2 separate regions of the Mus musculus genome follow, and region 2 is linked to region 1. Evidence: chromatin contacts called from ENCODE Hi-C or POLR2A ChIA-PET data. All regions are on one chromosome and are shown on one strand. Each heading gives the region's core, a stretch centred on a gene start or an enhancer-like site at or near the end of the contact. The rest is flanking DNA. Distances are from core to core; before and after follow the strand shown.

Evidence for each region. A loop is a pair of places that touch in the nucleus more often than their neighbours do. ChIA-PET counts read pairs that join two places held with the same protein, here RNA polymerase II (POLR2A).
Region 2: a loop to region 1 is called in a map of left cerebral cortex, with 5 times the contacts of the local background. The contact joins the enhancer-like site here to the promoter of Phlpp1 in region 1. A Hi-C loop is called at or near these places in 9 of 37 maps with a recorded cell type or tissue (heart and left cerebral cortex). POLR2A ChIA-PET finds 5 or more read pairs at or near these places in 1 of 5 experiments (Patski).

Annotation. Positions count from the first base shown.
Region 1 is chr1:106,168,985-106,173,922 of GRCm38, forward strand. Phlpp1 (PH domain and leucine rich repeat protein phosphatase 1) reads left to right here and starts at 2,885. Exons shown (of 17, transcript NM_133821.3): 1 at 2,885-4,463. The coding sequence starts at 3,020. It overlaps Gm20753 (predicted gene, 20753), which reads right to left and starts at 2,540. Exons shown (of 3, transcript NR_040630.1): 1 at 2,356-2,540.
Region 2 is chr1:106,237,465-106,242,402 of GRCm38, forward strand. All of the region lies in intron 1 of Phlpp1 (PH domain and leucine rich repeat protein phosphatase 1), which reads left to right. Among named protein-coding and RNA genes, the nearest start is that of Phlpp1, 68 kb to the left of the region's middle. Within about 2 kb of position 2,995, at least 2 of the 3 ENCODE cell types and tissues checked have a DNase peak (open chromatin) inside an H3K27ac peak, as active enhancers do; they include left cerebral cortex, where a contact is called at or near this core.

The sequences.
Region 1 (4,938 bases), core at 1,635-4,134:
TTCAAGCTCCAATACCACAACAAAGTGATCAGAAGGTGTGGCCAGGCAGAAGCACACGGTGGACAGCATGTCTGGAATGCTTCAAAGGGTAGGGCACTGTGTGATGTGCTGTGGCATGGCTTAGGACATTAGAACCGAAGCATTCCCTGCCCCCAACTATTTTGAAGCTGCCTGGAAAACAGTTTTAGTTTTATTTTCAAATCAAAACTCTTCTCTCATTCACAGCAATTGTAGAGTGTGGGTTGCTGCATAGGGTCTACATGATATCCTATGACTCAACAACTCCCCCCCCCCCACAATGAATGCTTAGATTTCATTGCTTTTTCACCAATTTGCTATTTCAACTGCAGAGCTCTGTTTTATCTGGTATTACAAAGACAGTCTACTCCTTCAGAAATTCTCGTTTTCTTTCTTTCCTTTCACATTCTTGTTTAGTCACTTCCTGAAGGTTCGGGATCACACTGTGGGTCTTTCTTGCCATTCTGCTATCCCTGCCAGTGGGATTCCTGAGAAGTACGCGATAGGTTGTCTTTTATATTACAGATTCCATGTGTGAAATCTGGCATAATTGCATTTTAATACCTGCTTTAAAATATTTTCCTGAAAATTTATTTATATGTACAGGAGTTTTGTCTGTACATGTATCTGTGCACCACATACACACAGTGTTCACAGAAGCTAGGCTAAAGAATGGGATTCCCTGGAACTGGAGTTAGACAGTTGTGAAATACCATGTGGTGCAGGGACTTGAAGCTGGGTCCTCTTGCTCTTAGCTGCTGAGACATTTCTCCAGCTCCAACACTTGTTCTTCTGTGTGGAGAAGATCTACTTTTTTCTTTATTTGGAGATAGTTACTTTTCCCATTGCTGTAACAAACACCTAACAAAAGGTTACTAAATACCCAAATAAAGAAAGACGTATTTGGCTCACAGTTTGAGGGCAGAGAACGTCAGGGCAGGGAGGGCAGCGTGGCAGGAGTTCCAGACAGCTGGGCACACTTTGTCAGTGCTCAGGGCACCTCACCCTCACACACATACCCCGTGTTTCCATGGTGATTCTAAATTCAGTCCAATTGGATCTAATCAAGTGTCTGTCCACCGCCCTAACAGTGTTTGACAACTATTATCATAACTTCTTTTGTTTTGAGACAGGATGTCATCATGTAGACCAGGCTGGCATCAAATTCAGAGATCTGCTGTTCTCTGCCTTCTGAATGGCAGGATAAAGGCATCACCACTGAGACTTATAACTATAAATAAATGTATATGCATGTGTGTATAATATTCCCATAATAAATATTAGTCTTCTGGAACCCAAAGGTAAGGTACAGGATATCTTCATTATTATTATTACTATTATTCTTTGAGTTACTATGTAACTTTGGCTGGCCTGGAGCTTGCTCTGTAAAAGAGGCTAGTTTTGAGCTCATAAAGTTCTTCCTGTTTTAGTCTATCGAGTGTCAGGAAGAACTTAATTTAAAAAAATTATTATCATTATGTATAGGAATGATTTGCCTGGAATATGTCTATGCATTACATTGGAGCACTGTCTTCAGGGTGAGCTATTATATGGGTCTTCTTGAAGAGCAGCCCACGCTCTTAGCTGCTGAGCCCTCTAACTCCGGAAAAAGACTTTTAATTAGTGTCTACATCTGCAATGCCATCATGAGAGTGGCAACTCAATGACCAACGTTTATCAAATTATTTCAAATAGTTAATTGCCCTAAACCAGCTTGGTTCAACCAATAAAAAAATGTTTATAGATCATACAATGTAACAGTAAACACCCATACAACATAGGTAGAGCGTAGGTGGTGAGCAGTTTGTGGACGGAAGTATGGAGAACAGACTAGACTGGGAAACCTTGTCTCATTCACCCTTTCTACCCGGCCCCGAGTGCGGAAAGAAAAATCCAGAAAGAACCAAGAGAAAGCAAGTCTATCTCCTATCCCACTATGACTCCATTTTAATATTTCTTCCTTCGTCCACTGCTTTGTGTCGTTAAGCTTCTTTTAAGCTTAAAACCAACGGGATACAAGGCTCCAAGCAGGTCCTTAGCTATTTCTGTCCTAATAGGGGAGGGAGTAAATGGGTTTAATTTGAGTGCAAACACTGCTAGCTTTCATGGGCCTTGAAAAAAGTGCGGAAAAAGTCAGGAAGACGGGGCCAGCGATCCTGTGAACTGTGTATGTATTTTTGTCTCATACAAAGGCCTTACCTAGAGTTTAGAGTTCCTAAAAACTCTCAATTTCAATTAGCCAGGAAAATAAAACTCATCTGGCAAGCAGGAGAGGATCAAGTTAATGAAAAACGTTCACAGGACACAGAGTTCAACGGCAGAGGGCACAATACCCACCAACAAGGGCCAGAAGCTGGAGGAGAGGGTGGGCAGAATTTGATGATATCTGGGCCTTGTAGTTCGCTGTTGGTCTCTTCTGGGTATCCTCGACACGAAGATGAACTACAACCCCCACTGTGCAACGCGAGCCCCTCTCGCCACCTCTCCTCTATGGCGAGGACAAACCTCCTGGGAAACAGCTCCGCCCCACCCCCGTACGCACGCGTCACGTTTGTTTACCCTGAGGCCCCGCCCCCAGCCTCCCGCTCTCCGCAGAAATGTCGTCATGCTAACGATGCATATTCATGATCAACTCCGCCCCGCCACCGCCCGCCTTCCCGCGCTTCATTAATATTCATGAGGCGAGCTCGGGCCGCAGCTCCCGGGAGCTGAGGCTGTCCAGCAGCGGGCGGGGCCTGGCGCTGGGGAGCCCGCGACCCGCGGGGAGGGTGTGTGTGGGGGGGCGGTGGCGGCGAAACGGGCGGGCGGCGCGCGGGATGGAACACCGAGACACCGACGGAATGCTCCGGATCGCCACATAATCCTCTGGAGCGGCCGCGCCGAACGCCATCGGCGTCTCCGTTCTCTTCGCGCCGCCGCCGCCGCCGTCTCCCACCTTCGCCTCACCTCCTCCTCCTCCGCTGCCTCCGGAGCTGGGGGAGCGACGTGAAGCCCCGCTACGATGGAGCCCGCCGCTGCAGCCCCGGCACAGCGACTCGCGGACCCCACGGGTGAGGACCAAGCCCTGGCGGCGGCGGCGGCCGAGGGCGGCCGGTGTCCGGATCCCGCGCTGAGCGCGGCGGCCCCGAGCGGCGGGAACGGCGGCGCGGCGCGAGAGGAGGCCCCCTGCGAGGCGCCGCCGGGGCCGCTGCCCGGCCGCGCCGGAGGCACCGGGCGCAGGCGGCGGCGGGGAGCTCCCCAGCCCGCGGCCGGTGGGGCCGCTCCGGTGCCCGCGGCCGGCGGCGGCGCCAACTCGCTGCTGCTGAAGAGAGGGCGGCTGAAGAGGAATCTGTCGGCCGCCGCCGCCGCCTCGTCGTCCTCGTCGCCGTCCTCGGCGTCTTCGGCCGCTGGCGGCCTCCCGGCGTCCTGCTCGGCCTCGGCGTCGCTGTGCACCCGGAGCCTGGACAGGAAGACGCTGCTCCTGAAGCACCGGCAGCTGCTTCAGCTGCAGCCGTCGGACAGGGACTGGGTGAGGCACCAGCTCCAGCGGGGCTGTGTGCACGTCTTTGACCGCCACATGGCCTCGTCCTACCTGCGCCCAGTGCTCTGCACGCTGGACACCACGGCCGCCGAGGTGGCGGCCCGGCTTCTGCAGCTGGGCCACAAAGGCGGCGGGGTGGTGAAGGTGCTGGGCTACGGGCCGCCTCCCGCCGCCGCCCCTGCCGCCAGCGATCAGACCCTGGACGGAGAGCACGGAAGGGACGTGGAGCCACCGCCCTCGAGCGGCACTGTTGGTGCTGTCCGGGGCCCTGCGCGCGCGCCTCCCGCCGATCTGCCGCTGCCCGGGGGCGCCTGGACGCGCTGTGCACCCCGCATCAGCCCCGCGCCTTCGGACTCCAGCCCCGGAGAGCTGTTCGCGGGCGGCCCCGGGTCCCCTCCCCGCGCCCCGCGCCCGGCCTCTGACACCGAGAGCTTCAGCCTGAGCCCCAGCGCCGAGAGCGTGTCAGACCGGCTGGACCCCTACAGCAGCGGCGGCGGCGGCTCCTCGTCGTCGTCGGAGGAGTTAGAGGCTGATCCGGCCATGCCCCACCGCCCCGGCCGCCCCGCGCAGCCTCGGCCGCCTTCCCCGAAGACCTCGGCTTTACTGCAGCCGAAAGCCCCGACGGGCGTAGACAGCACTGGCGTGATAGCGGGCGAGGGTCCCGGAGACGATAAGGCGATGGCAGCCGCAGCTCCGGACGTTCCTCTGTCGACTTCGGGGAGGATACGGGAGACCGTGCAAAAGACATCTCCGCCCTCCCTGTATGTACAGCTCCATGGAGAGACTACCCGGCGCCTGGAGGCGGACGAGAAGCCATTGCAGATCCAAAATGACTACCTCTTCCAACTGGGATTTGGGGAGCTGTGGAGGGTGCAGGAGGAAGGCATGGACTCAGAGATTGGCTGTCTCATTCGATTCTATGCAGGTAAGGAAGTTGCCTGCATGTTTATGCATGGCTTCGAACCTTGGCAGGGATCGATAAATGATTCCAGGGGCCTGGTGAGTCTGTCTGACACTCTTTTTCTAGCTTGTTCACATGCCGCCTGTGCAAGTACTAAATTGAGCATTCTTGAAATCTGCAAGGTTTAGAGTGTCCAGGCCTGAGGTTGGAAAGCCAGGTGGACAAGGTGACAAAGTCACCTGGAAATACAGGAAACAGGTAACACCCTAGAGGGGTACCAGTCCCTAACTTTAAAGGTGGTTTCCTCCAGGCCTCTGCTCTGGTTCGTTGGGTTGCAGGCGTTTTGGGATTCCAGGTAACTCCTTGACACTTTAATATAGACAGAGGACAATGACCAACGAAAAAATGCTCCATGATGCCTTCCTCTATTCAACTGTCCACAGTTTACCATTCGTAGACAGTAAAGTGCAGCGTGGGCCTCTTGGGAACTTTGTTCTTG
Region 2 (4,938 bases), core at 1,745-4,244, 69 kb after region 1:
AGAGAGCCCAGAGAGTGTGGCAGAGAGCACGGTGCTGTGGAGCCAGAAGACAGAGGGCTAGGGAGATACTAGGGAGATCAAGGCAGCCACAAGATCCTACTTTGTCAAGCTAGCTTCCATCTCTCCATCTCTAGAACATCTCCAAGTAGTGCCATTAACTGGAGACCAAATCAATACATATTTGTCACAGAGATCTAGTGGAGAAACTTCTGGTTCAAAGTACTCCAGAAGAACTGTCTTATACTGCCCAGGTACTATGTAGTTTGGGTACACTTGTATTTTTCTGGATAAGCCAAGTAATTGGAATACAAGAAGCCAAGACAGTAATTCAGGAAGTGGGATAGATGACTTGTCAGGGACAACCAGGACAAGGCAGGACCTGCAGTGCATCTCTAGTCCCAAAGTAAGGATCAAGGCAAGTCTAAAATAAAGTCAGTGTCCTCATTCCCAGGTTATAGTGGAATTGTGCTCTCTGGCAAAAGGTTAAAGCCTTTGAATGCTCATTATAACAGCATCATTTCTGTCAAGTGTTCCTTTAAAACACGTATAGTGAAAGCTTTTTATTTTTTAAAATAAAAACAATTTAGGACCAGAGAGATGGCTCAGGGAGGAAAGATACCGCTGTCAAGCTGATGGACCTGAGTTTGATCCCCAGAAAGCTCATATGGTGAAAAGAGAGGATTGACTCCATAGATATTCTCCTCTGACCTCCATACGTGCTCACGTGTACACAAAAGCCAAATGTAAAATCTTAGCATCAGTTCTTTCCTAGGAGTGTCATCATAAATTATAGTTAAAACATCTCTCCCTCCCTCTCTCCCTCCCTCCCTCCCTCCCTTTCCATTTTATTAAAGATAGGGTCTTACTATGTAGTCTTGGCTGACCTGGAATTTCTCTGCCTCCCAAGTGAGATTAAAGACATGCCATCTAGGCTACTTGTTCCGTTTTACATATTTAAAGGCACAAATGCTTGCTAAGGTATGGTTTTTTTTTTTTTTTTTTTTTTTTCCCTAGTGAATGGAAAATCTAGGACTGTATTTATTTTAAGAGAATATCCCTCTCCCTTTTTTGTTTGTTTTGAGATTAGATTGTTCACTTTTTTTTTTAAATGTAGCTAGCCTTATTTATCTATGTAGCATATAGGCAAGTAGAACTATTGGAAAATCTTATACACTGCCACTATTATCTACCTGTCTCATTTGCCTTTAGTTATTGTATGTGTTTATAAACTGCTCCAATCTTCAGAAAAAACTATAGTCCATTAAAATTATTTGAAAATTTGAAATGTCACATATTATTCTTTCCCCTTGCTAGCGTGTGTAATTGTATGCAGAGTTTCTTATATCTTATTTATATATGTATTTTTATCTATTTGTGTGATATTGTTTTTTGACCTCCATTATTTTCTGTGATGGGAACCAGTTCTACCAGACCCGTCTATCTTGGTGGAAGCAAACAATGGAAGAGTGAGAAACAAACCAGCTTTACCTGCTAGAGAGGTAGCTTGTTTTATTCCCAGCTCTGGAGATGTTGATATTGTCTCAGAGAAACCCATAAAGCTACATTAAACAAAGGCACGTCAAGGTTTTGGGTCAAGGCAGAGAGCCAGACAGAGAGAGCCACACTGTTACCATGTCAAATGAGCCCCTCTGGGGAGTGGGGGAACACGGTGAATAATGAAGAAAGACTGGTGTCTGCTATGTAGTAGTTTTACTCTTAAATTTGAATGAAAAAAAAAGATGACTTTTTGTTGTTTGCATGGAAATAAACATTTCCAGTAAATGTTTCCATGTGGTTAGAGGGTATTGTTGTCCTGAGAATTGTAGAATTATGTCATAAAAGAAAAATCATAGATAACTTTGTGTTTATATGTGTAGCTGTATCAATCTCAGGGCATCAAGTTGGTTTTGAGGGAAAGTAAAGACAATATTTTTGTTTTTGTAGAACCAAATATATCCTGGATTTTCAAAATAACTTATTAGAATTTTTAGTCTGTTTTTCAAAGGTTTTTGGAGAGGTAGGGTACCTAGGAGAACGTTGGTCTTACTGTTCTCTGATCGTGTGGGATGGTGTGGGTAGGTGCAGGTGGAAAGCCCAGCATGAGAAGGTGGGGACAGTCCCCCTCTGTCCTTCACTAGGGATTTACCAGCACCTGACCATCTACATTCTCAAGTCATAGTCTGTAGGTCCCAAAGCTTTTGTTTCAAGCACCTGTTTTGTCTGGCTTTGTTTCTTTATCCTACAGATTCCTGATAGAGTCTTTTAATTGTGACTAATAAAGGCAAGTGGTTTAAAACTACACGTGAAAGGCCAGTTTTATATCCATCTCCATTAGTAGACAAATGCGCACCTAGATATAAGAAAAATGAGCTCACAAACCTTTGTTACTTTCCATAGCAACAAATTCACTGAGCTCCATACGTTGTTTATTATGGTTACAATCTTGTTTGAAAGTATGTGTTTACCAGTTAATTTTAAAAGAAAAATCTCTATGAGGCTGGTGAGTTCATGAATTAAATAAAATACGATGAAACCGTGTCCGGGGATGATAGGAAATGCAGAGTGCGTAAAGAGGGCCACTACCTTCCACCAACTGTCAGAGAAATTTTAAAGGCAAGACTTTATAAATGTAAAGGTAGATATATACATATATTATTTGTTCACTGTGATGGCTAATCTGTCAACTTGATAGGATCTAGAATTTGAGACAAACCTGGCTGGGCTCGTCTTTAGATTACATTGAGGAGGGAAGACCCACCCTAAATATTGACAAGTATGTTTCCACAGGCTGGGGTCTTGGCTGAGCCGCAAGCTTCACCTCCCTCTGCTTCCTTCCTGGCAGTGGATGCAATGTGCCCAGATGCCTTTCCCCACTACCACGCCACCCTACTGTGATGTCTGTTTCTTGTGAGCCAAGGTAAATCCCTTCTTCCTAGGCGGCTTTTGTCAGGCATTTTGTTGCAACAGTGAGAAAACTAATACATATGGTGTTTGGTTTCAAGAGTCTTATCACTCTCAAGAATAACTTTAATCCAAGATGCTAAGCAGAAGAGGTTTCTAAGTAATCCAAAAATGGGAGAAGTAGAAATCATGATATGGACGACAGCCAGCCTGACTCCAGTCATTTCCATGAGCCTTTTTATGAATACAATTTACTGTATTCTCGTGTGCTCTTACAATGATGATCCAAGGCGATTAAAATATGTCCTGCCTTATCACAAAGCAAATAAATTATTTGCTTTGTGATAAGGCAGGACAAGTTATGTGACATTCCCAAGTATTGAAATAAGACTTATTGCAAGAAGAATTAAGTCTTGGAAATCTATAACGCTCCATAATGTGGGTCAGTACATGACCCACAACCCTCAGAAAGCCATTATATTATGTTTTAATAGCTTCAAGGATTGAAAATGAATTAGAGAACATCCCAGCCTTTAAAGTGAATTGAATATAGCTGCAGTAACTCCTCGTAGGGAAGGAGGCTAGAGACAGAAAAAGGAGCAAGGTGGCTATTGCTGTAGCTGAGTTGGACATGGGGGACCAAGGTCAAGAACCTGGGTATGGGCCCTTTAAGAGTGGAAGGGTTGCATGCAGACTTACAGGAAAAAATGTGCAAGAAGTGGTTAGGTGGCTGTATGTGACAAAGAGGGCTGAGTGGAAGTGATTGAGACTTTGCAGTGTTTTGGTCTGGGTACATGTGCATTACTACTGCAGAAGTGGGACACTGGGTTTTGCAAGGAGGAAAACTGGCTTTGTTCTAGAGTGCTGAGTTCAGTTGGCAAGAGACTTGGCAGGAGCTTGGATGTACCAGCCTGGATCTCTGAATGGTTCTTTTCAGCAGATCCCCAGGCAAGCAAAGACAGGCATACTTTCATTGTTGCCCTGGTAAATGCTTAATAATTATTGCTTGGTTTGTATGTCTTTTGAATTTTGTGGGATGACTGGATTTGCTTAGAAATAAACTTTGTTCAGATACGTAGTTTTCACTTACAAGAAGTGAGGAGACATGCCCATACACTTCCAGTGGGCTAGCCCATGATCCTTGTGCCTGCATGGTCTCCGGAAATGTCACACCATTTCACTGTCCTGCTGCCCTGTACATTGCTCACTTCCATGTAATTTTAAAAGTACAGGCACATTAGTAAAGTTTCCATCATGTTTGTCTTGTGCTTCTGCTTTTCTTCCACTGAGATGACTTGCTCATGGTTGACTTGAACTACTAAGGAATACACAGTTTCTCCACTCTCAATGTGAGAGCCCTTTTGCTGTGTCTTTGAATGTTTTGATACTTCCTTGATCTTTACACAAGTATTCCAAGTTTATTCGCTGCGCATTGTAGGATGCTGTTGGGACAGTAAGATGTTACAGCTGCACTTCCTTGAGTCAGTTTCTGATAGCAGCAGGGAACTTTGGAGGTGACTAAGGTAGTTAGTCTTCATAATAAATCAAAGTTTATTGAAATCACTGCTTACACAGCAGAGACTGTTGCTGGAAGCCTAAAAGCTGATAGACTAGGACGTAGCCCTGAGGGATCAGTGTGGGGGATCTGGATCGGTACCATTTTTGTTTTCTGTCTCTAATTACTACTCTGCTAATAATTGAGCATACTATTTATTAATTAGTGAGTGAGGGATTTTTCTCTATCTGAATAAAGATATCATAAAAGTAAATTTTCTTTTTTTTCAGCCTGGATATAGTCAACTTGAATTCCTATAACCAAGGAGTTGTTTATACAAATCTAAGCATATGTTTTTCTAATCAGGAATGTTGACTCATAGACCTCTTTCAGCGATCCCTTCCCTGAGTATGCTGCAGAAAAAGCAGCGGAGCTGCAGGGGAGAGTACATACTGACTAAGCTTTATTTCTAGAGCTGGAGAGGTGCCAGTCTTTCAAAGTTCTCAAGCCTAAGGCTTCTGGAAAAGAATATTTTCTCAGGC